Regions from separate parts of the Homo sapiens genome. Here region 2 is linked to region 1. A link is a loop called in an ENCODE intact Hi-C map of the cell type or tissue named here. Cell type or tissue: ascending aorta. All regions are shown on one strand. Each heading gives the region's core, and the rest is flanking DNA. Links, peaks and the distances in the headings are about the cores only. Region 1 holds the start of HIPK3 (homeodomain interacting protein kinase 3). Region 2 has its middle 11 kb from the start of C11orf91.

What was found. A loop is a pair of places that touch in the nucleus more often than their neighbours do. Peaks named below come from ENCODE experiments on the same cell type or tissue, not always from the same donor. Only the 100,000 strongest peaks of a DNase experiment are listed, where the experiment ranks them.
Region 2: it touches region 1 in a loop (10-fold over the local background); 33 of 110 quality-filtered maps call a loop at or near these places.

The regions. Positions count from the first base shown.
Region 1 is chr11:33,253,374-33,265,966 of GRCh38, forward strand. It overlaps HIPK3 (homeodomain interacting protein kinase 3), which reads left to right and starts at 4,008. Exons shown (of 17, transcript NM_005734.5): 1 at 4,008-4,516. RefSeq lists silencers at 3,763-4,092, 4,353-4,692, 4,763-4,962 and enhancers at 5,303-5,352, 5,393-5,482. In ascending aorta, for the core only: a CTCF peak has its summit at 5,141; DNase peaks (open chromatin) are centred at 3,878, 4,368 and 4,868; H3K4me3 peaks cover 4,471 bases; H3K27ac peaks cover 4,869 bases.
Region 2 is chr11:33,683,110-33,695,702 of GRCh38, forward strand. No RefSeq gene overlaps it. Among named protein-coding and RNA genes, the nearest start is that of C11orf91, 11 kb to the right of the region's middle. RefSeq lists an enhancer at 7,018-8,217. In ascending aorta, for the core only: no CTCF peak of the experiment used is centred there; DNase peaks (open chromatin) are centred at 6,191, 6,659, 7,712 and 8,992; H3K4me3 peaks cover 785 bases; H3K27ac peaks cover 4,209 bases.

The DNA.
Region 1 (12,593 bases), core at 2,850-7,849:
GGATTTCATGGCTAGGTGATCTCAAACAATTGTGACTGCTCGCAGTCTGAGTTTATGGAGGGTTTCTTACTGATTCCATAGAAAATTTATTTTTTCACTTTACAAATATTTGAGTTCCCTTTACATGCAAGGCCCTGTTCTAGGCTCTGGGGATCAAAGCATCAAGAAAACAGACAAAAATTCTTGCCCTGTGAAAGCTTACCTTGAGGGACAAGGGAACAGAAAATATATATCATAGTATCTAAGATGATGGCAAGCCCTAAAGAGAAAGATAAAGACAGGGAATGTAAATATAGGTGGTCATCGCTGAAGAGGAGGCTTCACCATGAAGGCAATATTTGAGTAAGGACAGGAAAGAAAGGTGGATGGCTATACTTGAGGAATGTTTCAGGCAGAAGGTGATCCAGGCACCTACGGAGCTCCAGAGAGTGGCTGGAGTAAGGAGACAAAAAGTTGATTGAGTTCCTTGTGGGCTAGTTCTGTGAAGGATTTTATTTGTTTATTTACTTACTTACTTACTCAGAGACAGGGTCTTACTCTGTCGCCCAGGCTGGAGTGCAGTGGTGTGATCACAACTCACTGCAGCCTCAGGGCCCATCTCAGCCTCCCGAGTAGCTGGGACTACAGGCGTGCACCACCAGGCCAGGCTAGTTTTTGTATTTTTTGTAGAGAGAGAGGGGTTTTTGAAGAGGCTAGGTCTTGCTCAGTGATAGAATTACAGGTGTGAGCCACCAAGTCTGGCCCTTAAGTAATTTTTTTGAATGAAAACATTAAGGTTTTCTTTAGTATCTTCCTGTTTTATTTTTTAGAGGCAAGATCTTGCTCTGTCACTTAGCCTGGAGTGCAGTGGCGAAATCACAGCTCACTGCAGCCTGGAACTCATGGGCTCAAGCAATCCCCCAACCTCAGCTTCCCAAAGTGCTGGGATTACAGATGTGAGCTACCATGCCCTCCCCCAGCCTGCATTTTTGAGAGATCTTAGCACTATGAGAAATTTTCCTTAAAAAAAAAAAACAACCCTCAAACTTTGTAAAATAGCTACATTAGGGGCTTTGGGAGATTATCTAGATGTTTGTGTTCAGAATAGATTTGAAAGCCAGGCGCAGTGGCTCACACCTGAAATCCCAGCACTTTTGGGAGGCTGAGGTGGGCGGATCACTTGAGGCCAGGAGTTCCAGACCAGTCTGGCCAACATAATGAAACCGCATCTCCATACTAAAAATAAAAAAAAAATAGCTGGCTGTGGTGGTGCGTGTCTGTAATCCCAGTTAGGTGGGAGGCTGAGGTGGATGGATCCCTTGAGCCCAGGGAGTTGAGGCTGTGGTGAATGGAGATCACACCACTGTGCTCCAGCCTGGGTGACAAAATTAGACTCTGTCAGGTCAGGAGATCAAGACCATCCTGGCTAACATGGTGAAACCCCATCTCTACTACAAATACAAAAAATTAGCTGGGCGTGGTGGCACGGGCCTGTAGTCCCAGCTACTTGGGAGGCTGAGGCAGGAGAATCGCCTGAACCTGGGAGGCGGAAGTTGCAGTCCCAGCTACTTGGGAGGCTGAGGCAGGAGAATCGCCTGAACCTGGGAGGCAGAGGAGCTGATATCGTGCCTCAAAAAAAGAAAGATTTGAAGGGGAAGAGATTAGAGGTAAAGAAATTAGGTTAGGAGACAATAGGTATAAAGTGAAGGGGGGCTGGAATATATCATTTACTTATTTTGCAACATTTACTAAGGTCTTACCACAAGTCAGGCACTGTATTAGGCACTTGCAATATAATGGTTAAAAAAAAAGATGAGGCCGGGCGTGGTGGCTCATGCCTGTAATCCCAACACTTTGGGAGGCTGAGGTGGACAGAGCACGAGGTCAAGGGATCGAGACCATCCTGGCCAACATGGTAAAACCCCGTCTCTGCTAAAAGTACAAAAATTAGCTGGGTATGGTGGGGCATGCCTGTAGTCTCAGCTATTCGGGAGGCTGAAGCAGGAGAATTGCTTGAACCCTGGCAATAGAGCGAGACTTCATCTAAAAAAAAAAAAAGATGAATGAATCCCCTCCTGGAATATATAGTGTAGTGAGTAGCAACATGCAGGAGATAGAAAGGAAAATAAATCCTTGTCTCTCATTTCCATCTCTTCATGGATGTAGCAAATACAGGGAATGGAAGCCTTCCATTAGAGATGGCCTCCTTAAATGTCTGCAAAAATTCTGAAATTTGAAGTTCTAGTGGAATAGTTTCTCTGTTCCTCCTGACAGATTTTTCTACTATTGTAGCTTTCTCCGTTGAGTAAATGATTTTATCCTCTTTGATTCTTTTGACTATTGTTCTTAAGAAAAATAAAAAGTAACGAAATACTAAGTGAAAAGGAATGGTTCATAGGCTATCTCTCTGAAAGGCAGCCATTGTTTTGTTCTTCTATATTGGAAGCCTTTTCAGCTGGTTATCCTCTCTAACCTGAAAACAACTGTCATTCGAAAGTGTTATTTCCAGTGGCCTCAGGGCATACTATCCTTTCTCTTTTATTTTATTTTTTGAGACAGAGTCTCTCCCTGTCGCCCAGGTTGGAGTGCAGTGGCTCAAGCGATTCAAGCGATTCTCTTACCTCAGCTCTCGAGTAGCTGGGATTACAGGCGCCCGCCACCACGCCCAGCTAATTTTTGCATTTTTAGTAGAGACCAGGTTTCACTATGTTGGCCAGGCTGGTCTTGAACTCCTGACCACAGGTGATCCACCCGCCTCAGCCTCCCAAAGTGCTGGGATTACATGTGCGAGCCACCGCGCCCGGCCTCCTTTGTCTCTTAAAGGCATTATCCAAAATACTCATCTTCCGGTTTGAAGAGCAGCAGGGATTAAATGTGTATTATGTATGCAGCAATTTGCCACTCCCTTTGCCCTGCCCCAGTTACTGCAATAGAAAATTTCTGGGAATAAATACATCTCTGGTAAATTCAATCTTGCTAGTGAAGATTATGAAGGAAACAAAGAAAGGACACTTCCATTCCAGAAAGGTGTTTGTTTCCCAAAAGGTTAGACATTGATTCAGAACAAAGGGAACCTGAGGAAACGGGTATAAAAGAAAATCAACTCTGAATGTGAGGTATTAGAAAGCCATTTGTTTCCTAGGGAAAAGGAGGAAAGATGGGGTGGGAGACATGGGCTTTACTGTATAACCTTGGTCATGTCACCTAAACTTCTTGGAACTCCTGAGTGTAAGAGTTGGGACCAAGGATCGCAAAGCTTCTTTCATTCCTAAAATTCTATGGTTCCACGATTATGTAAGCTGAAACAGGCCATTCTGTTGATTTCCTAATCTCCAGGAGGAAAGAAACTAGTCTTTGGGAGTTAAACCGACTAATTTAACGGAGAATTACCAATGTGGAGGTGGGCGAACTTCACAATTATGGGGTTTTGGACAGTAGAGATGCTCTTAAAATTTCCAAGAGGACCCTTCCCCCGTCCTTGAACCTGGCTTTACAATTCTCTTCACTCTTTGGGATAGGGGAGCGGGTAGAACCTAGTTTAGATTGAGGTCGTTCATTTGAGCATTTCCCCTTTACTTATTTTGGGACCTTTAACGACCAAATGCCGAGAAACAGATCCTTAATTACGGTTCCGGGATCTCGAAAGGCCTGTAAAATCCTGCTTCCGCATCTTCATCCTTTCTTCGGGTATTGGGATCTTTTTTAAAAATGTGTATTTCTGGCGGAGGGGGCATGGAGTGAGGTTCAGAACAGCAGAGCCGGGCTGACGGATGCTTCTTTCGCGGGAGGCTTGGCTTGCGGGACTCCGGGTTGGGGCCGCACGGGCTGGCAGGCGGGCTCCGGGCAACAAGGGCGCGGCTGCGGACTGGCGGGCGGACCCCGGGGAGGGGCTTCACGGAGGCGCCGCGGCCGGAGCGGAGCGGAGCCGCCCGGGCTGGGCGCGCAGCGCTGCCGGGCGGGCGGTGGCGCTGCGGAGGCGGTGGCCGAGGCCGACGAGCGCGGAGGAGGGGCCCGAGGCTGGGGCGGCTGGTGGCAGCTGCCTCAGTGACGACTGCCGGCATCGCGGCGACCTGAGGAGATCAAGCCGCAGGCCCCGCCGTCGCCACCACTCCCGCCAGTCTTCCTTCTCCGCTCCCGGCCGGGGCGTCAGGAATGGGCCCCAATCGCCGTGGGCCCCGCACCCTGCGTCGCCCGTAGGCCCCAGTAGCCGGAGGCCGACCGGCCTCCCACTACCCCTCGCCCTAGCCAAGCCGTCCCCACCCCAAATCCCCGGGAAGGAAGATGAGGGAGACGGGCCCGGCGCTTAGCAGCCAGAGCAGCAGCAGCAGCAGCAGCGGTCGGGGGAGGGTGTTTCGCCGTTTCCTCTCAGCCGCCAGGACAAGATGGCAGCGGCCGCGGAGAGGGGCTGAGCCCGGGCTGGGTGGTGCCGCCTGCTGAAGCGCCTGGCTCCCGGTCCCCGGCACGGCCCTGCGCCCCACCCCGGACATGCTCAGGGCTGCGGCCGCCCGAAGAGGAGAGAGCGCGGGCCTCTAGGAAGGTAAGGGAGTCGAGCGAGGGGCGCCGCCACCCCGGGGTGGGGGGATCGGCTCCGTCTGCGGGCTCCGCGGCCAGCGGACCCCAAGCCTGACCCGGGCCTGGCCCGACACCTCCGGCGCAGCCCGCACTCATTGCGCGTCCCGTGCCCCATCCGCATCCCCAGCGCTCTCGTGCTCCCAGTTTCCGCCCTAGCCCCTGCAGTGTGGCCCGGTATGAGCCGCTCCCTCGAAGCCGGCGCCACGCCAGGCCCTGGGCCGCCGGACGCGGGGGCCGTAGCCTCCGGGAAGCCGCGCCTGGCCGGGGCCCGGGGGCCTCGGCCCCCCCTCCCCCTGCCAAGGTTGCGCAACGGCTCTTCCCAGCAACCGAAGTTTTGTTTAGTCCCACGGGGAGCCTCTCTTCCCCCTCCGCAGTCCTAGGCCGTAACTACGGAGATCCCTTTCCTTTCATTAAGGGGAACAAACAAACGCGCAGGCACGCAGCTTGAGCACCCCAGCCGATGGCCGCGTCCCGGGCTTTGTGGCCCCGTCCCCAGCGTCGCGGAGCAGCGGGTTTGCAGGGTGTCAACTCTGGGGACGTGCGTGCGTGTGTGTGATTGTTGGGGAGGAGAAATGTGATCCGCGGCTCCGCGTCCCCAGCGGCGGCGGGAGGAAGGCGTGGCGGCCGCGCGGCGGGGCTGTTGCCGGCTTCTCTCGTTACGGTGGCTGCCGCCCGCTTCCCTTCGCCGCACTGGGAGAACTGGCGGAAAGACTTTGGATGAAAATGTCTGTTTCTCTGTCGGGAGGGAGACGGCTGTTGTAAAATGGTATGTGGCTCTCGGGGAATCCTGTTGTTCCCGTCTCATCTCTGCTTGAGGAATTGCGCTGAAGAGTGTGTGCGTAAATTACCTTGGACTTGTTACAGAGTAGTCGTAACACGTTCAGGCCTTGAACCGTGTTTTCACAACCTCTTACTGCCCTGTTAGGGAATTTGTTTTTCCACCTGTCAGTTGGCTGCTTCTAATTATAATAAGGGGCTTCTATTAGCAACAGCAAAAAATTTCAGTTTATCGTCCAGTTTAGAGGGAAAGCGCATGGTTGGCTCTATTGTAAACTTTGTTTTGATGTCTGTCTGGTACAGGGCCGGAAAAGTTAGCTGGCAAACCAGTCTGCGTGTGCTTTTGCGTACTTTCTAGTAGTTTGGAGATCTGCTGACACTTTTTCCCTTTTTGCTATTTTAGGTATTTGCTTTTAGCTGTAGCTTCTGAAGTGGGAGTACTTATATTCATTCAAACCATCTCAGTTAATTTCAAAGTTTTAGTTGCTGGGCTCTTTAAAATTTTTAAAGAGGTTTCCTTTCTGATCAAATTTTTGATGAAAAGTCTTGAGCCGTAACGGTGGTTACTGCTTACCCAACTAAGACATTTTAATCCTATATTATTTAATTTTTCAGAAGCTGGTGAAGTCTCACCATATGTTTGATAAGTCTAGATTCTGCTTATGTTTGCAAGTGCAGTGCTAATTTTATACAATGAGCAATGATAAGGTTTAGATAGGTCATGATTAAACTTAGTATTTTAAGTAAACAAAATATGACTGACCTTTTGTAAAAAAAGTTTTCATAGTTTTATTGATTATCTTATGCTTTCGTGCCACTTATCAGTAATTGCAATTTTACCAGCCAGATACAGTTATTTAGTTTTAAGTCAATGAAATATTTCTTGGTGTATTTATGGCTGCATTCATAAAGTGTAGAGGACTTTTATTTCTGAACTATAATGCTTAACCTGTTTGAGATTTTTCTTTTTTGAAATTTACTTATTTAAAATTTATGTTAAGGCAGAGATGTGTTGAAATATTTGTGATGTTTGGGCATGTCTTTTTTTTTTTGTACTTATGGAAAAATTTGTTCCTTAATCCCCCCCTCTGCCTCCCGCCCCCCGCCCCAAGGGGATCTCTTTTCTAAGAAAAAAGTATTTGTGGAGAACCTTAGATTAAAACTGTTGTAAAAAAGTAAGATGAGTTTGAAATCTAGAACAGAACTGGCCATTAAATGTTTCAACTTTATATTTGGGCATTGCTGACTACAGTAGCTAAACATACATATTAGGCAAGCAGATCATAACATGATAAGTCAGCCTTACTTAGTTTATTGTCAAAATATATTTTCCATTGAACTAGTCATTACCTTGCTTATAAACTGGTCATTGGCTTTTGGGCATGGGATTTTAGAGTCACATTAAAATGGATGGTTTATATGAGATACTTCTTCTTGTAAACATGTTTGAAAAGAAGCTGTAGATCATACTCTTAACTTTTTGGATACCATAAAATAGGGTGTAAATTACAGACGTAGGTTGCTGTTGCAAGTATGGCGTGGGCACATAGGTTTTTATGTTTAATGCAAGATATGGAGAGCCTCCCTGCACCCCCTGCAACTTAAAAAAGCAGCAGCTATCAAATTAATTTTTTGATTGAACTTTTGTTTTTAATATTTGATGCATGAACCTGAAAGCATATGGAAAGGAGGAAAGGGAAAATGTAAATTTCAGAATGCCGCAATATTATTTTTCAGACCTGATTCACATCCATTTCATGGAATGCTTGTTTGCATGTTATTTTTTATTTGAATGCTAGTACGACTTATCCTGGTAACTTTTGAAGTTAACTTTATTTTACCAGGTAAGAGAGTTAACTTATTAAATGTTATTTTCATAGCAACAGTTTACCAAGTATGATGATAAGGTAAATTAGAATTGCACTATTGGTGGTTAATTCAAAGGCATAAAAATGTAGTTCCCATTGGAACCTCACATTTAAGTTTGGAGATGAAAAGATGTCATGGTAATATTTAGATTCAAAGATATTCTAAGGAAATTCTCCATATTTAAATATCCTTCCAGAAGTTGTTATTCCTGACTCTTAACTCTTAGAGGACACAGAATAACTTGATTTATTGTTGCCAAAATAAATATTCGTGTTGTAGCTGTCCTGGTTTTCTGATGTCCAAAGTTGAGACTCCCAATGTAGTATGTTTAACTTGGAAGTTACTTCTGAAGACAAACTACTAAAACTTTGTTAAAATGGATGACTCTATCAGTGTGTTTATTTTTTAAAAGGTATTATTCCCCCCCAACACTTTTCACTGGGATGTAGTATTTCTCTTTTTTAACTTGCTGAAAGCTTTGTCATGGAGAATCTTTTGTGATACCGGTGTAAGTCTAAAGGGATTATATGTATATATATATACATAAAATATATATTATATATAAAATATAAAATATATTATATAAATATATATAATACATTATATAAAATATATATTATATATAAATATATATGTATTTTTTTTTCTTTTTAAACTTTTAGGTTCAGGGGAGCATGTGCAGGTTTGTTATATAGGTAAACTTGTGTCATGTGTGTTTGATGTACGGATTATTTTGTCACTCAGGGACTAAGCCTAGTGCCCAATAGTTATTTTTTCTGCTCTTCTCCCTCCTCTCATCCTCCACCATCTGGTAGGTCCCAGTGTCTGTTGTTCCCCTCTTTGTGTCCATGTGTTCTCATCATTTAGCTTCCACTTATAAGTGAGAATGTGTGGTATTTGGTTTTCTGTTCCTGCATTATTTATTAAGGATGATGGCCTCCAGCCCCATCCATGTTCCTGCAAAGGACATGACATCATTCTTTTTTTATGGCTGCATAGTATTCCATGGTACATATGTAGCATATTTTTAAAAAATCGAGTCTTCCCATTGATGAACATTTAGGTTGATTCCATGTCTTTGCCCTTGTGAATAGTGTTACAGTGAACATATACATGCATGTGTCTTTATGATAAAACAATGTATATTTCTTTGGATATATACCCAGTAATGGGATTGCTGGGTCCAATGGTAGTTCTGTTTTTAGCTCTTTGAGGAGTCACCACACTGCTTTCCACAGTGGCTGAACTAATTTACATTCCCACCAACAGTGTATCAGCCTCCCCTTTTCTCTGCAACCTCATCAGCATCTGTTATTTTTTGACTTTTAATAATAGCCACTCTGACTGGTGTGAGATGGTATCTCATGGTTTTGATTTGCATTTCTGTAATGATCAGTGATAACCTTTTTTTCATGTGCTTGTTGGCCACACGTATGTCTTTTGAAGAGTGTCTGTTCATGTGTAAAGGAATTATTTTAAATGTCCTAACTGGTTCTGGATCCAGCTGCTTAAAAATATATATCTTGCCTAATACTTAAGCACCTTATATTAAGAATATATATTTGGAGAAGTACTGAGTCAGTGGAGGCTTTTAGGATAGTCAGTACTTATGTGGCCTACTTAAGGAAGAATGTCACTTCTTTTGGTTGGCTTGGTATGTAGTTAAGAGTGGTTTGGAGGAAGAACAACTTAATATTAGTGTGCTGCTTCTGTAGCTTTGCCATAGATGTTCTTTGGGACCTTGTCTTAGTCACTTGTAGGACAAAGATAGAATAGATATTTGGAGGATGTATGTTACACATTTATAAGTTTGTCAAATGAAACCTTGAGCTTTTTGGCAGACCAGGCTGTTCTCAGTTGATACTTGGAACATATGTTACTAAACAAAGGCAGCATATTGTCTGGATTCTGAGACACCACTGTTATGCCAGGGACCTAGAGCCTCTGTTCTTACTGTGTGGAAATTAAAACAACTGGATGAATATTGTCAATATGTATTGTATTTTTAGGACAGCATTTGTGGTTTGGAGACAGTTAAGTTATTAAGCAGATTTATTTTGTCTTTTATATTTGGCAGTTAATGCCAAGTTAGTACTTGAGAAGGCTCTTTTCAACAGAAAGTCCTTGAAATGGAGCAAACTGAGGACCATATTTTTGACCTTAAATGTATTTTGTTACTTTAAACTAATTTCTCTAATTTTTATATTTGTTCTTTTCTCTTTTTATATTTATTTTTTCTATTTTTGTATTTATTTTTTTCATTTACAGACAGGGTTTTGCTCCATGGCCTGGGCTGGAGTATAGTGGTATGATCATAGCTCACTGCAGCCTCAACCTCCTGAGCTCAGGAGATCCTTCTGCCTCAGTCTCCAAATAGCTGAGACTACAGGAGGTATCGCCACCATGTCTGCTAACTTTTTCATTTCTTTTTCTGTCTTTCTAACATGGTCTTGCTGACACCTTGAATTTTTTCATTTTTTGTAGAGACGGGGTTGTGCTTTGTTGCTCTGGCTGGTCTTGAACTCCTGGGCCCAAGCGATCCTTCTGCCTTGGCCTCCCAAAGTGCTGGGATCACAGGCATGAGCCACTGTGCCCGGCCCAATTTCTCTAATTTTCTAAAATAATGAGACCTTTCCCATTCTGTAGGAGACTGAGTGGGAGAGTGGGTGGTGAGGCAGGGGAGACTGGACAGTAGAAGGGAGAAGAGCTTGGTTTAATTGGATTTGAGAGACTGAAATCTGCTTTAATTAATTAATTAATTTTTGAGACAGGGCCTCGCTCTGTCACCAGGCTGGAGTGCAGTGGTGCGATCTTGGCTCACTACAACCTCCGCCTCCGGGGTTCAAGTGATTCTCATGTCTCAGCCTCCTGAGTAGCTGGGATTGCAGGTGCCTGCCACCACACCTGGCTAATTTTTGTATTTTTAGTAGAGATGGGATGTTGCCATGTTGTCCAGGGTGGTCTCAAACTCCTGGCCTCAAGTGATCTGCCCACCTTGGCCTCCCAAAGTGCTGGGATTACAGTAAGCCACCGCGCCTGGCTGCTATGATTTTAAATGTCCAAGTTGCTGGAGCCCAGAGTTCACTTAGTGAAAAATTGTAATAGCTTGAGGGAAAGATTAAGTCAGTAGCCTGCTAAGTGATCAGTCTTGTGAAATAATAGCATCTCTGTTTATCATCCTTGACCTCAGTTTTTAAAATCCCTCCCCCAACCCCTTCCTCTTTCTGTCTTTTGTTTCTTCAATCTGAGAGACTTTTCCTTAAGGTGGAGTTTGGGGAAGATAAGCTTTTTCTACAATTAAAACAAAAAAAAGTCTTATGTTCCAGGACTAATCTGAAGCTGCAAGTGTGAAGACTATAGAACATAATATTGCTGTTAAAATGAGTTTGAGTTATAGGATATATCCTTTTAGTTTCTGGAGATCTTAAAAAATAAAACTAAGATACATCATGTATGAATTAAAACTCAGACTTCTGATATCTATGTCTGTCACACAGTCCTTTTCACCTTCTTCTGAGATAAATATCTCTTAAAGACTAGATTTCTAGGTACACTTTTACCTTGCATTTTCTTCGCTGCTAACCTTGTCTTTTTTTTTTTTAAACAAAAAGGTCACACTTAAAGTGGATATTTAGAGAAGCATAATAAAGGAAAATGTAGTATTTGCTCATTTGAGCTGTACTTCTAAGTTGTGAAAGACTTATTCTTTCATATAATTCTTGATCATGTTGAACGCAAAGGATTGCCAAGGCTGGTGAGATAGAATTTCTTTTTATTTTGAGTAATTGTTTATGCTGGAACACCTTTTCCCATCCAAGTACTGATGAGGTCTGACCCTGCTTAGCCTCCAAGATCAGGCAAGTTCCAAGATCAGAAACTTTTCCATTTCTAATCTAGTTGGAAAAAAAACAGTTTAGATTTGATAGGCATTGAAATCAATAGAGTATGAGGCGAGCTCCTCACCCTAAACATTTTGTAGCTTTTATAAATTATATTTGATTTAATATGGATTACCAAGAAAATTGTCTTAAGGATGCTAGAAAATAAAAACTTGGCTGTATTTGGCTAGACAGTTATTTTACTGTGGAAATTTTAGAAAGTATTTGATTTGCTAAAAACAAAAAATGTTTATTTCAAATTCTTTAACTTCCCCCTACTTGGTTGTATATTATTTATAAGCATACAAAATATTTTAGAGTTTTTAAAAACAAAATAGTGAACTTGAAAACATTTGCAGGATATAACTTTGCTTATTAAATATTTCCTACCCTATAAATTGGCATATAAAGGCCTAAAAGTGCCAATTTTAAAATCTGTTTCAACTTTTTAAAAGCATATTTCAATTACATGTTATCTCTTTAATAATACAGAGAGTCTGGTAGGTTTGGTAAACTATACAACTTTAGATATATAATGCTACAGTTTTAAATAGTTAATGAGATAGATTAGAGTGATAACATTGAAAACTGAACCTGACTTTCTAGACATTTCTTCCAAAGAATGACTTAAATTAATACTTCTGAAGGCTCTAGGTATGTAATTTATTACACTTTCTATTGAGTTTAAATAGGGTGTAGTGACATAAAATCACAATGAAAATTACAGGTTATGCTGCTATATAACCTATAGCTATGATGCTGTGCTATATTCTCAAAGCCAAATAAGAATGTTTTGGGCCAACTTCTAATAAGACATTTTCAATGGAGACAGTAAGATGTCTCTGCAGTATATTGGTTGTAGTTTTGTATTTTAAAGTTAGGTAAGAATAATATTGGGTTCAAAAATAGTGGATTTGTAATCATTGTTTAATGTGCTTTAAATATTTTTTGTAGCTGATCACAGACTGTGGCCACAAAAAAGATAGAAATTTTATTATGACGGGTAATGATAAAATATTTGTATGAAAACTATTTATCTTATTGGCCAGGCACGGTGGCTCATGCCTGTAATCCCAGCACTTTGGGAGGCTGTGGTGTGTGGATCGCTTGAGCACAGGAGTTCAAGACCAGACGGGGCAACATGGTGAAACCCCATCTCTACAAAAAATACAAAAACTAGCTGGGCATGGTGGTGTGCACCTGTAGCCCCAGCTACTGGGGAGGCTGAGGTGCGAGATTACTTGAGCCCAGGAGGTCGAGGCTGCAGTGAGCTAAGATCGTACCACTGCAATCCAGCTTGAGTGATGGAGTGAGACCTTGTCTCAAAAAAAAAAAAAAAAAAAAAAAGCAAAATGGGCCGGGCACGGTGGCTCACGCCTGTAATCCCAGTACTTGGGGAGGCCGAGGCGGGTGGGTCATGAGGTCAGGAGGTCGAGACCATCCTGGCTAACATGGTGAAACCCAGACTCTACTAAAAACAAAAAAATTAGCTGGGTGTGGTGGTGGGCACCTGTAGTC
Region 2 (12,593 bases), core at 5,735-10,734, 430 kb after region 1:
AGGGTGTGTGTTTGGGGGCGGATGATTCCCCTTTCCCACTGTCACAGCTTGGGCACTCACAGTATTTGGGCTGCCTCCCAGGCCCTGCAGGAGCAATCCACTTCCTTCAGAGCGTCTATGGATTCGCTCAGCATTCCTGGTATATTCCTGCAGTAGTTCTGGAGCAAAAGTTAATGATGTGAGTCTCCACATGCTGCTCTATTTGTCGAAGCTGGAGCTGCAAGTTAGTCCTGCCTTCTATCTGCCATCTTCCTTCTAAAAAAAAAGCTGGTTTTTATCCTGTTAATCATTAATCTTTCATTTAACTGGAAACTGGAACTATCTAGAAGCACTGATAGAACCTTCCCCATAGCCATCCCTTCAGTCCTTCATAGGTTGAGGAGATGTTTCCTGAGCACCTGCTGTGTTTCAGACACTGTGCCAGGAGACAGGGACTCAGTGAATGGGACACAGCTCCTGCCCCTCACAAAGCTCACAGTCAAGGAAGATTGATCCTTGAGACACAAAGCCCAACCTATTAAGGGCTCACCATTCATTCAGTGCCATTTCTTCCTCATAAAAGCCAAATGAAAACTGACATCTTCTTTCTGGAAGCGTTTAAGTCTAGAAAAGGACAGGCTCTACTGTTGCATCTTCCAATTATGTGACACAGCTTTCCTTCCCAATTATCTTTAACCAATTAGTAAGATGTCCACAGTATCCCCAGGGGGAAGAGAGAAAATTGCCAATGCGAAGAAGCAACAAGCGTTACAAACCCAAATTTCAGAGCTGTCACCACCAAATGAAATCAGGAACCCAAGTGTAAAGAAGAAATAACCAATTTGCGAACTATACATGCAATCCAAATGAAAATTCAGGAACCATGTACTTTATGAATGAAGCCACAGTACACTGAACACTCTCATTTTGAATTGCTCATATCAATAAAATGCCATTCAGAATGTACCAGATTATTAATGTATGGGTTTTGGTTTTTATCCATCCTCTCAAATATAGTGCTCTGTGGAGCAAATCTAAATAGGCGAACCAAGTAGCGCTTTGCAGTGATACCATTCTTTGCTGCCTTAGTCTGTGTAGCTTAGTTGGCATTGTGTTGGGTTTTTCTTGCCACATTTGCATATGAAATAAAGCACATTGTCTCACTGGTAATTCGCCTTCCAAGGTGTAAGCAGATATTTGTGTTCACAGTTTGTCTTTTCCCTTAATACTTCTTTCTCCATTCCTCATAAGGAAGAGATTTTAACAAGTGTTTACAATATTCTCAGAATATTAGACATTGCCACATGATGAAGTGATATATCTTGCTGTTTTTGAAGTGATAGAATCCCAGACTCTGAGTTGAAAGGGAATCTAGTGAAGATTCTGTCCTTCACACTCCAGTCATCACAGGATAAACCTCATGACCTCTGTACACAATGTTACTCCCCTCGTCAGAGATTAAGCAGGACTAGAGCTTCGGAAAAGCAGACAGTCAAAATGAGAGGAAGTGGAGCAGAGAGAGGAGAAGATCAGGAAAAGAGAGCTTTTGAATGCAATTTAATAGAGAAAAAGAAAAAGGCACTATAGTTACCCTGGGATGGGGGCTGGGGGGTTACAAGTTTGTTGTGCTTTTTTAATACTTTATAGTTTAGGATTGTTTTCATTTTTAATTACATATAGGAAAAGAGGGCACTAAAATCTTTTCAGTTTGGGGCCTGATAAGGTTTTACTGTAGCTCCGAATCTATGTCATGACCACTGTTATTACACTTTAAAGGGATCCCAATCTTGGGATTTGACATCATCCAGACCTAGGTTTAGAACCTTGCCTTTACTACATTCTAGCTGTGTTACTTTGGGCAATTCATGTCCCCTCTCTGAGCCTTATCTGTGAAATGTGCAGTCAATGAGGTGACTGTAGAAGGGGAAGGAGAGAGTGCACCATTCACAACTGCATGGCACTCAACAAGTATGATGAATTATTGTTATTTATGGAGCCTCTGTTTGAATACTTGTACACAATGTTGCTCCCCTCGTCAGAGATTAAGCAGGACTAGAACTCACTTTCTCACCACAGCCAATGCATCACCCATTGATCACCCAGAAGGAGTGACTCCTCTACTCAGCCTCATCCGACTCATCTGCTATGGACAACCTCCCTTTTCAACAGCCTCCAGCACAGTGGGCTCAGGACACCTAGGGAGAGATGAATGGTGCTGTGAAAGGAAGAGCCCTTCATCATCCGGCCATGATGAGACAAGCTGGAACCAGCTGGAGCTGTGCTGCAGATTCCACATGCTCTTTTGGTTACAGCCTCATCATGCCTAGGAATCATTCTGAGTAACCAGCTCACCAGGAGTATAATACCCTGGTCCCAGCAACCCTGGAAAAGATCTGGGCTTGGTGGGTTAAAGATCTGGCAGCAAGAACGGTCAGCTCTGTAAGAGTGGCATGGAATTCTGGCTGGGCATGGTGGCTCACACCTGTAATCCCAACACTTTGGGAGGCCAAGCCAGGAGGATCACTTGAGGCCAGTAGTTCAAGACCAACCTGGGCAGCATAGTGAGATCCTGTCTCTATAAAAAAAAAAATAATTGCAACAGCCAGGCATGGTGGTATGTGGCTGTAGTCCTGGCTATTCAGAAGGGAGGATCACTTGAGCCCAGGAGTCTGAGGCTACAGTGAGCTATGATAGCATCACTGCACTGTAGTCTGGGCCACGGAGCAAGACTCTATCAAAAAAAAAAAAAAAAAATGACATGGAACTCACTCCTAGAATCATATGGTAAGCTCATGGAAAATAAGATTATATTTGGGGAAAATCCATAAGTCTCCTCCTGTACCAGCTCAAGGACAGTGTCGTTAAAGTGATGCATGTGCATGATTTGCATGTGATGAAATCAGGAGGGAACTTGCCCGTCCCCACTCTGGAGTCCATACCCTTGGCAATTAAGACGTTTGCCCACACAAACATTCTCCATATCAGCTGGCTGCTGTGGGCTAAAGGACAACAGGGAAAATATAATAGTTTGAAGCCAGTCACTGAAGAAAAGAGCTAAGAGTTTAAGACTTCAGGCTTTGGAGTGGCTCAGCCACATCCTAGCTAGATGCCTCTCGATGCCTCTATAAAATGGGGGCTGGGGCCATTTTCCTCATGTGTTGGGATGTAAATATTGATGAGATGCTGTATGTAGGGTGCTGAGCCCAGGGCCTGGCACTTGGCAATTCCTCAGTAGCTGGCAATTGCTAGCTGGCAGGGCTTGGGAGAAGCTCCAAGGGTGTCTCTAACCCCCTGACTGGACTCTCCTGTGCTCAGACACCACCACATCTTTTCCAGTGCTCTAACGGGCCCGTTAGAATGGTTGCATTAAACAGACTATAAAATGACATCAGTCCCTGAAATGCACCTAAAATAAACAGTTATTATGGACTGGATTGGGGAGGGCGCAGTGGACAATTCATATTTGCACATCATCCTTGTTTCTGTGTAGCAGGTTACACAATCTCTGCCAAGAGCCTGCTCATATACACGCATGCATACACCCAAACACGCATACTCACATGCCACACACTGGACAAGTGGGCCTATTCTGATTGTCCAGTGACTCTTCCTAAGTCACCTCCAAGAGAGAGAAGAAGGGACCTGGATTCCTGGAGGACTGCACAGAAGAAGAAGCTGCCAGCTGGAGCCTTGCAGGGAGGGAATAGGCTCAGCCATTGACCCCCTGTGTCAGCTTCAGCAGTGACTTCATTTCCCTGAGCCTATTTCTTCATTTATAAAGATGTGCCATTTTGCCTGCCCCCACAACAGTTAACTCTGGAAATCAAGCCTGCATGAAATCCCAAATATTACCTCTTCCCAGACTCAACACAATCTAATCAATTAAGAGGGGAAACTGCAGATATATTCTTCTATTCAGATCTGAGCTGTCCACTATGGTAGTTACCAATAGCCACGTGCCTATTTCAAGTTAAATTTAAATAACTAAAGTGAAATAAAGTTTAAAATTCACTTTCCCAGTTGCACTAGCCACATGTTAAAAACTCAATAGCTACATGTGTCTGATGGTCACCATAGTAAATGGCACTGATATAGAACATTTCTGCCATTTCAGAAAGTTCTATTGGACAGTGCTAAGATCATCCCAACATTAATGGCTAGTAATAACGACAGACAATAAAAAGATAAACAATAGTCTATATAAATAGATATATGTCTGAATAATAGGAACTAGGTAGACAAACAGAAGAGTACACAAAAACTAGAAATACATTGTAGATAATGCTATGAACTGAATTGTGTCCCCCGCTAAATTCATATATTGAAGCCCTAACCCCCAAAGTGATGGGATTTGGAGACAGAAACCTTAGACAGAGAATTATGTTTAAATGAGGTCATGAGGGTGGGGCCTTCATCATGGGATTAGTGCCCTTATAAGAAGAGAAAGAGACACCAGAGCTCTCTCTTTGCCATATGAGGACTCATGAAGAAGGTAGCCATCTCCAAGCCAGAAAGAGTCCTCAACAGGAACCAAATCAGCCAGCAGGTTAATCTTGGACTTCCCGGCTTCCAGAACAGTGAGAAATGAATGTCTGTTTTTTAAGCCACCCAGTCTGTGGCATTTGGTTACAGCAGCCCAAGCAGACCAATACACATAGTAAGAGTCAATGAGTTCAGCCCAGCTTCTCTTGTTCATGTGAACTGAACTTTTCATCTTGAAACCAGTTCTACAAAGAGCAGATTTTCCCTGGGTGAGTAAGATGTGGCTCTCAGCAGACAGCCACCTGCAGGCCTCTGGGAAAGGCCAGGTGCTGTGCCTGTTTATTTTTGCAATGAAAGCCTTCAATGGCTGTAGTGTCTCCTCCTCCCAAAAGGTTTCTAAATTGGATTTTTCCCTAGGTTATAATGAACAGGCTAATAAATGTCAGCCCTGGATGTGAGAGGACTAGAAAGGGGAGACCGTTTCATCCCATGTCTAAATCCATGCTGCCACCTGGTGGATCCCACTATAAGAGAAATGTGGGGATTTTGTGTTAATGACCAGAAACCTTGTTGCAAATTGCCCAGTGAACCCAAAGAGGCAAAGATGATGGTGAGCATTAGCTGTTTGTCACATCATGAGCTGAGCAGTTTACATACATATCTCAGGTAACTGGCAACAACCCCAGGCTGGGGGAATTATTGTGCGCCTTTTCCAGATGAGAAAAAGGGCCTAGAGAGTTAAGAATCTATTTTTTTTTTGAAAGAACAATTGGATGAATAAATGAGTAAACAAAGGAGTAAATGAATGCAGGCTTAGTTTATATGCATTGTTTTCAGAGTTACAGAATGTTTGTACTGGATTCAGGTAAACTCTGAAATGACAGTGATAATCCTGGCTGACTCTGTGAATGAGTAGATGGAATAATTAACATCTATTGAGTACTGGCTTTGGACTATGCATTGTTCTGAGTACTTCATACATATTAACTTACTTCAACCTTATAGCAACCTATGAAGTGGGGGTACTATATAATCTCCTCATTTTATAAATGACGAAACAAAGACACAAAGGTTAAGCAGTTTGTCCAAAGTCACACAGCTGGTGTGTGCTGGGATTTCAACCCAGGCAGTATGACCCCAGATCCAGCAATTATATACCACTTCTCAGATAAAAAGAGCTGTCTTAGGCCTGTCTCTGAATCTTGGTAAAGAACTCAAGGTACATCTTGACCCCATCCCCAAGCCTGTCATAAAGGCACTTGGCCCAGATGAGTCCCAGGATATTGCATCTAGATCATCCTTTCTTATCATTTTATGCAATTGACGTTTCCACCATAAGTCAAACCACAAGGCTGAGACTGCATTTTCCCCTCTATCCGCAGCCAGCAACGTGCTCCTTAAGCACATGGAGTGTCCACTTTGTGCAAAACCGTGTGCTCAGGATGACGATGATGACAACACAGGCCCTACCCTTAAGAAGATCGCAGTCGAGCTAGGGAGACATACTGATGGGCTATTATAATCCAGGTAGTAAGTCCCAGGAAAGGGGATGCCCAGAGTACAAAGGGAGCTCAGAGAAGGGACACATAGCCCAGACTGGGGACTGGAATCAGGGAAGGCTTCCTGGAGGAAGTGACATCCATGCTGTTGGGAGAGGAGCACTTCCCTTCAGCTTCCTTCCAAGAGCAGTACGGGAGTCCTGGCCTCTTCCTGCCTCTTTACCCGCCCAATGCCCAGTGATGGATGGGGACTTGTGATTCATAATTTGGGGAAGAATAAACTGGGCATACTTAGCCACACCCTGCCATTCCTCCTGGCTTAAGTAAAGAGAGTGACTGGCAATGGGTGTCTTTGATAATGAGCAACAGAAACTAAACTAAGGGAAACTAAGAAAGGTGTCGTCCGAACATTTAGAAGGAAAGGAATGAGGTGTTGCCACTGGACAACTCAGCTCCAACTACCATTTCTTGGGGAGAAAATATGAGAGACGGAGAGCAGCCTGCTCGCGATCATGTGTACTTGGAGCCTGATGCCACTCTTGTGAGTTCCCTGGGAGCCAAGTTGGAAGGAAGCTGACTGCAAAAGGCAGGAGGATGCAGTGAAAAAGAGATGGGAGGGGAGCTGCCTGGGCTCCTGGTGGCTTCCAGGCCCTGGTGCCAATTGCGCGAGGCCCATGAGGGAGCCATGTATCTTTGGCAGCCAGGGTCCTTCTTTTGGGAAGCAGCTGCTCCACAGTTCCAAGTGGTTCTGGTGGGGATGCAACCACAGGACCCTGGCCACCTCCTCCGCAACATGGACAGAGATGGAAACGTAGCCCGAGCTGGGCCAATCACATTTTCTAAGAACTGGTAGTTGGAGCTGAGTTGTCCAGTGGCAGCACCTCATTCCTTTGCTTTCCTTGTTCAGATGATGCCTTTTTAAATTTCCCTTAGTTTAGTTTCTATTGCTTGTGATCCAAGAAGCCCATTGCCAGTCACTCTCTTTACTCAAGTAAGTCAGTTTGAGTGGCCTGTTTCCCCCCAAAACCAAAGAGCACCTGGAATAGGTGATACTTCAGCTTTGCATCATAGATTTTCTGGATTCCTATTGTCGATTGAAATTACAGCTGTTTCACCAGAAATAACTTGATAAATGTTTATTGGAAGCCAAATGTGAGGATCGACCCAGGAAGACACACCAACAAAGCTGGGAGTGTCCTAGAGTCTGTTACAAGTTAGAAAGCTTTTATGGGAAGGTTTAGAAGAGGGGAGGAGGACTCTTCATACAAAGAGTTGTCTTTTTGTTATTGGAAGGTATAATAGAGAGATTAGTCACTGGCTACAGATGACAACCTACAGGCTAAAATGTCTACGGGCAAGACAGCAAAGTTTCATGATTCAGAAACAAATCAGCAAAACTTCATGATTCAGAAGCAAATCAGCATCCTTTTCCATGTCAGGCATGCATTAACCACTATGTCAACAGTTTAAGGAAATCACGATAAGATTCCTTACTCAGAAACAGGATGTCCTCATGAATCACAAAACTTCTGCTAGGTGGGAAGTCTGACAAATGCAAGTTATTACTATTTAGTCACTTTCATGGCAGCTCGGCACAGATATGTTCTCGGATATGCTCATGCGCTGGTGTGGACAGAATGACAGGATTGGGTGGTGACCATCCACCCTTCCTTTTGGGGACTGCCTACAGAGAGGCCATGCCCTTGGCCTTGTCTGTTGGGTGTGGGCCATGTGATACTGCCTGGGAGGAATGTGGTTGGCTCCCTCTAGAAAACAAACCCCTCTTCCCCAAACTGCTTCCCAGCCATATTCACCCCCTTTGTCGCTGCTTATGGGGCTGAGCTCCAGGGCCTGCGCATTGAATGCTTCTCCCTCCCTGTGGACTGGGCCTCCCTCCAGCTCACATCTCGTGGCCACCACCACTTCCAGCACCAGTGACTCAACAATGAGGGCTGTGTACTACACAAACAGGAAAATAATATTAAAATGATTCCCAGTTTGGGGCAGTTTCACATCTGTCATTTTTTGTTGTTGTCCCCACTCCCAGCCCCCATCCTGTGAAAGCAGCGTCTCCATTTGCCTGATGTGGAAAGAGGCTGTGAGAGGCTGGGTAACTTTCCCAAGGTCGCAGATCTGGTTAATGTCAGAATCAGGACAGAGTTCAAAGGAAAAGGCCAATATTCCCTGAGGCACCAACAAGGTATTTACCTCCAGTGAGAACAAAAGCCGTAAAGCAGTAATTAAATGTCTCTTCCTTCTGTTCCCAGCTGACTTCCACTGAACCCTGCCTGACCGCTTTGGCACAGAGGGTGGGCACAGGTGACTTGGATAAGGTAGCAGGAGGTCTTCCCATCACACTTGAAGTCTATATTTCTCTCAGGAGTAATAAGCTTATGATGAAAGGATCATGATATAAAGAGCTGGTTATCTGTTCTATCAGGTTTCATGCTTCATCTTGCCCAAACAGTCAGCACTGCAGAAGGCCTTCAGCCTCCATCTACAGGCCTCTACCTCAGCTTTCCCTCTACCCTAGTTTCTTGAAAGTAAAGATCGCTAATTGATCTGACTGGCCAGAGTCCAGGACAATTCCTTTGACCCCACTTTCCCAGTGGATAGGTTTACTACATCTTAAAGGTCAGGACATGGGGGCCAGGTGCAGTGGCTCACACCTGTAATCCTAGTGCTTTGGGACGTCAAGGCAGGAGGATTGCTTGAGCCCAGAAGTACAAAACCAGCCTGGTGGTGAGACAAAGTGAGACCCCCACCTCTACAAAAGAATTTAAAAATTAGCCAAAGACTTGGGAGGCTGAGGTGGGAAGATCACTTGAGCCCAGGAGTTCGAGACTGCAATGAGCTAAGATCACACCACTGCACTCCAGCCTGGGCGACAGAACAAGACTCTGTCTCTAAAAAGCATTAAAAAGAAAAAATAAAGTCAGCACGTTGGGCTTTCCTTCTTCCCTGAGTTCATGCAATAGTCAGACCCAGGACAAGCCTGCCTCCACGGACGGGTGAATCAGGCTCTTGTCTGCCTCTTTCCTGTCTGGCACTGAGTGGGCAAATCAAGCCAGAGGAAGCAGCGAGCTTCATTTATACCATCATCCCAGCTTTGAATGCTCCAAAACAGCTTTCCTTCTAGCTCAGCCACAAATAAAGCGGGGCTTTTGTTTTTCATGTCGCTGGTGGCGTGCTGGTAAACTCTTTTCAACCAGCTCTTCTCAGTGGAGGTCCGAGGGAGCCAACCCTGATTTGTACATTTGCCAATTTCCTTGTTGTAAATACACTCCCCGTGGCCAGTTTAAAAAAACCCCACATGACATCATTCAGAAGATATGCACATTAGCACACCATTATGTAGTATTTCGACCACACAGACACAACAGGCATAAATGAGCTCAGGAGTACAGATGATAGAGAACTGTAGCAAAATAATTAGGAAGTGATGAATTGTGAATATTTGTTACCTTCGTCTTAAATATGATTTAATTAAAAGTTGATATGGTTAAATTTTTAATAATGGTTGTATTTAATAACCAGCTCATAACATTCCTGAAAATTTGGCAATTAGTTCTCGTGAGCCCATAGAAACTGGCTCCGGCACACCACTGCATTTATCTATTATTCCTTGCATGTGGTGTTCTCTCAATCAAGCTCTCTATTGCTTTCCTCTGCCAAGCGCCCTTTTCTTTGAGGAACAGCCTCTTTTGTTTCATTTTGTTCTGAGGGGCTGTCAATTACATGACAATTACATCCCACCAACCGACGGTAACAGGACCTGTGCCCAAAGTTAGTCCAAGCCATGGGGTGACTGGGGAGGTGGCAGGCCTGAGTGTGGGCATTTCTGGGACCTTGGCTGTAATACTACCAAACTATCAACCCCATTCTCTCTTGCCAAGTTGTGGGAAGCAACCTAGCCAACACCAAAACCACCCCCTACCAGTATTTACATGTATTGGAAGACCTGACCTCACTGTGCTCCCCATCTGTCTCTTGCAGGGGCTCCCTCCCTGCAGGGGCTCCCCCTCAGCAGGGTCACTGTGGGCTACCTGTGGCCCTAGACAAGGGTCACACTTATGAAGGACCCTTTCCACACAGCCCTGTCTGTTCTCAGGTTCTGGCAACCACTCCCTCCTCTCACACCTACCCGCCTAGGGTTAGCAACAGCTCGGTGGGTGATAATCCGCATTCCCTGCCTGCACCTTTGTAAACACTCTGTCTTAGTCCATTCAGACTGATATAACAAAATACCATAGACGGGGTGGTGTCTAAACAATAGAAATTTCTCATAGTTCTGGATGCTGGGAAGTCCGAGATCAATATGCCAGCAGATTCGGTGGCTGGTAAGAGCCAGCTTCCTAGTTCATAGAAGGTAGGAGTGGTGAATAAGCTTGCTGGGCCTCTTTTATAAAGGCACTAATCTCATTCCACCCTCCACCCTCATAACCTAATCACCTCTCAAACATCCCACCTCCTAATACTATTGCACAGGGGATTAGGTTTCAACATATGAATTTTGGAAGGACACAAACATTCAGTTTATAGCATAATCCCTTTATTAAACGCTCTTCAAATTAGCCAATTTGGGTGTTCCACGCATTTCCTGCAGGAACCTGGTGGACCTCCCTCTGTACTCCCCACACTGCTCTGTTCATTATGCTCACAGGAGGCTTTGTGGGCCCAGCGGACCAGAACACAAGCTCTGGAGTCAGCCCTGAGTTTGAATTCTACCTCTCCTATTTACTAGCTGCAATACCAGACTCACATTACTTTACCTCTTTGTGCCTCCATGTTAGTCACCTGTAAAATGAGGACAGCAGTCCCCACCTCGAAAGGTCATTATAAGGATGGAGTGAGATGGTCCATGTAAAAAACCTAATATAATATGTGATACCTACAAACTGCCAGTAAGTGTTGATGACTTTTATTACATTGCTTTTTAAAAGTATGCAACAATTATTAACTATATTCATCATGCTGCAGGTAGAGCTCCAGAACTTATTCATCGTAAGTGAAACTATTTTGATTATATTTCCCTTAGTGTATTGTGAACTCTTCTTTGTTCTTTTCCAGATTTTTCTCTCTATAACTGGAGACCCAGAAGCTAAACCTGGATTAAAAGGACTTGTACCACAGGAATGGCACATGGGCCCCCATACCCCCATGGTGGTACTGGTTTCCATTGAGCTCAGTTAAGGTCTCCAGTTCTCCACAAGAGCTCCCAAGTGCAGATGGGAGTTAGTACTTGCGATATGAACCTATGTATCTTCTCTGGCTTGGGTCTGCAGGAAATGAGAAAGTTGTCGGTTGATGTGAATAGTGTCTAGTGGTGGCAGCCTGGTGCAGCCATCTCCAGAAGACTTGGTCTCAGCTGCCACAGGGGATTCAGGACAGGAGACTGTACCTACTGCAGGTGTTCCCCGCCCCCTCCACCCACAGGTGTGTGTGTGAGCACTGAGGGGTCAGGGGCAAGCAAGTGTTGCGTCATCATCCCCAATGGTCCTGCCCTGCCACCCACCATTTTAAGGGCATCAAGAGGACACCTGATAGCTCCAAGGGGATGAGAGTTCCTGGAAGAAATGCTGGATGCTTCTTTTTTATGGCTCACCTCAAGCTTCTCCTGTATTGGCACCTCACTGTGGAAGGAGAGGTTGGGGTAGCCTTGATAGACCTGAGTTCTAAACCCAACCCTGCAACATCCTAGCCATGTGCCTGTGGGTAAGCCACTTTCCCTCTCTGAGCCTCTGCTTCCTCATTTGTAAAACATGCCAAGAACAGTATCTGTTTCACCAGCTGGCAGTGAGAATTAAATTATTCAACTCCACCGACTCCCTTAGTGCCCAGCACATGGCTTGCACTTAGCAGTTGGGCACTTTTAAGGAATATGGCCTAGGGAGGGCTGTTGGGACTCTGGGGAAAGAAACAAGGCCATGCCAGACATCTCTGTCTCCATCTGAGCTCTGCACTTGGTTTTCCTGATGCCTGGTTTGTTCCCATTTATTCTTATTAAGATTCTCCACCCCCACCCTGCGCCCTTCACTGCCCTCTGGCCTGGCCAGCCTGAAGTTTTCTGGGAGAACAAAGGAGCTTCTCTGGTAGCAACCAGCCTAGGGCTCAAATCTGGCTTCTTCCTGGGGAGATATTGATTCCTGGAATCAATATCTGGATTCCAGAAGGGCCTGGAATCTCTGCCTGGAGTAGGAGGGTTTCTGTGTGTAAAGCAGAGGTTAACATGTCTGGGGACTTTCCACCTTTATTTTACTTGGCCTGCCTAGTGTTTTGGAAACATTTGAATTCATTGTTAAGATTTAGAAACCAGCAGCTTTCACCTGGCCCTGTGCTCACACTGCTGCCCTGGCAACAACAAGCTGGAGCTGGGTGTCCGCTGCCCCTGTAGTGGGGGCACGAGCTCTGTGACTTGCCAGTTTCCACCTGGCTTCCTGGCCGCTGTTCCAGGTTTCCAGCCTGACCTTGTAGGCATGTGCCTCTGTGTCCTCAAGATAGAGGTAGCTAGACAAACTTTTGTGTATGTGTACGCAACTTCTAGGGTTCCCACCTCCCCGTTTACCCATCTACCGGCATCTGCACCCCCATGCCACAGATGTAACTCCTGTTACTACAAATGAGCCATCTCGG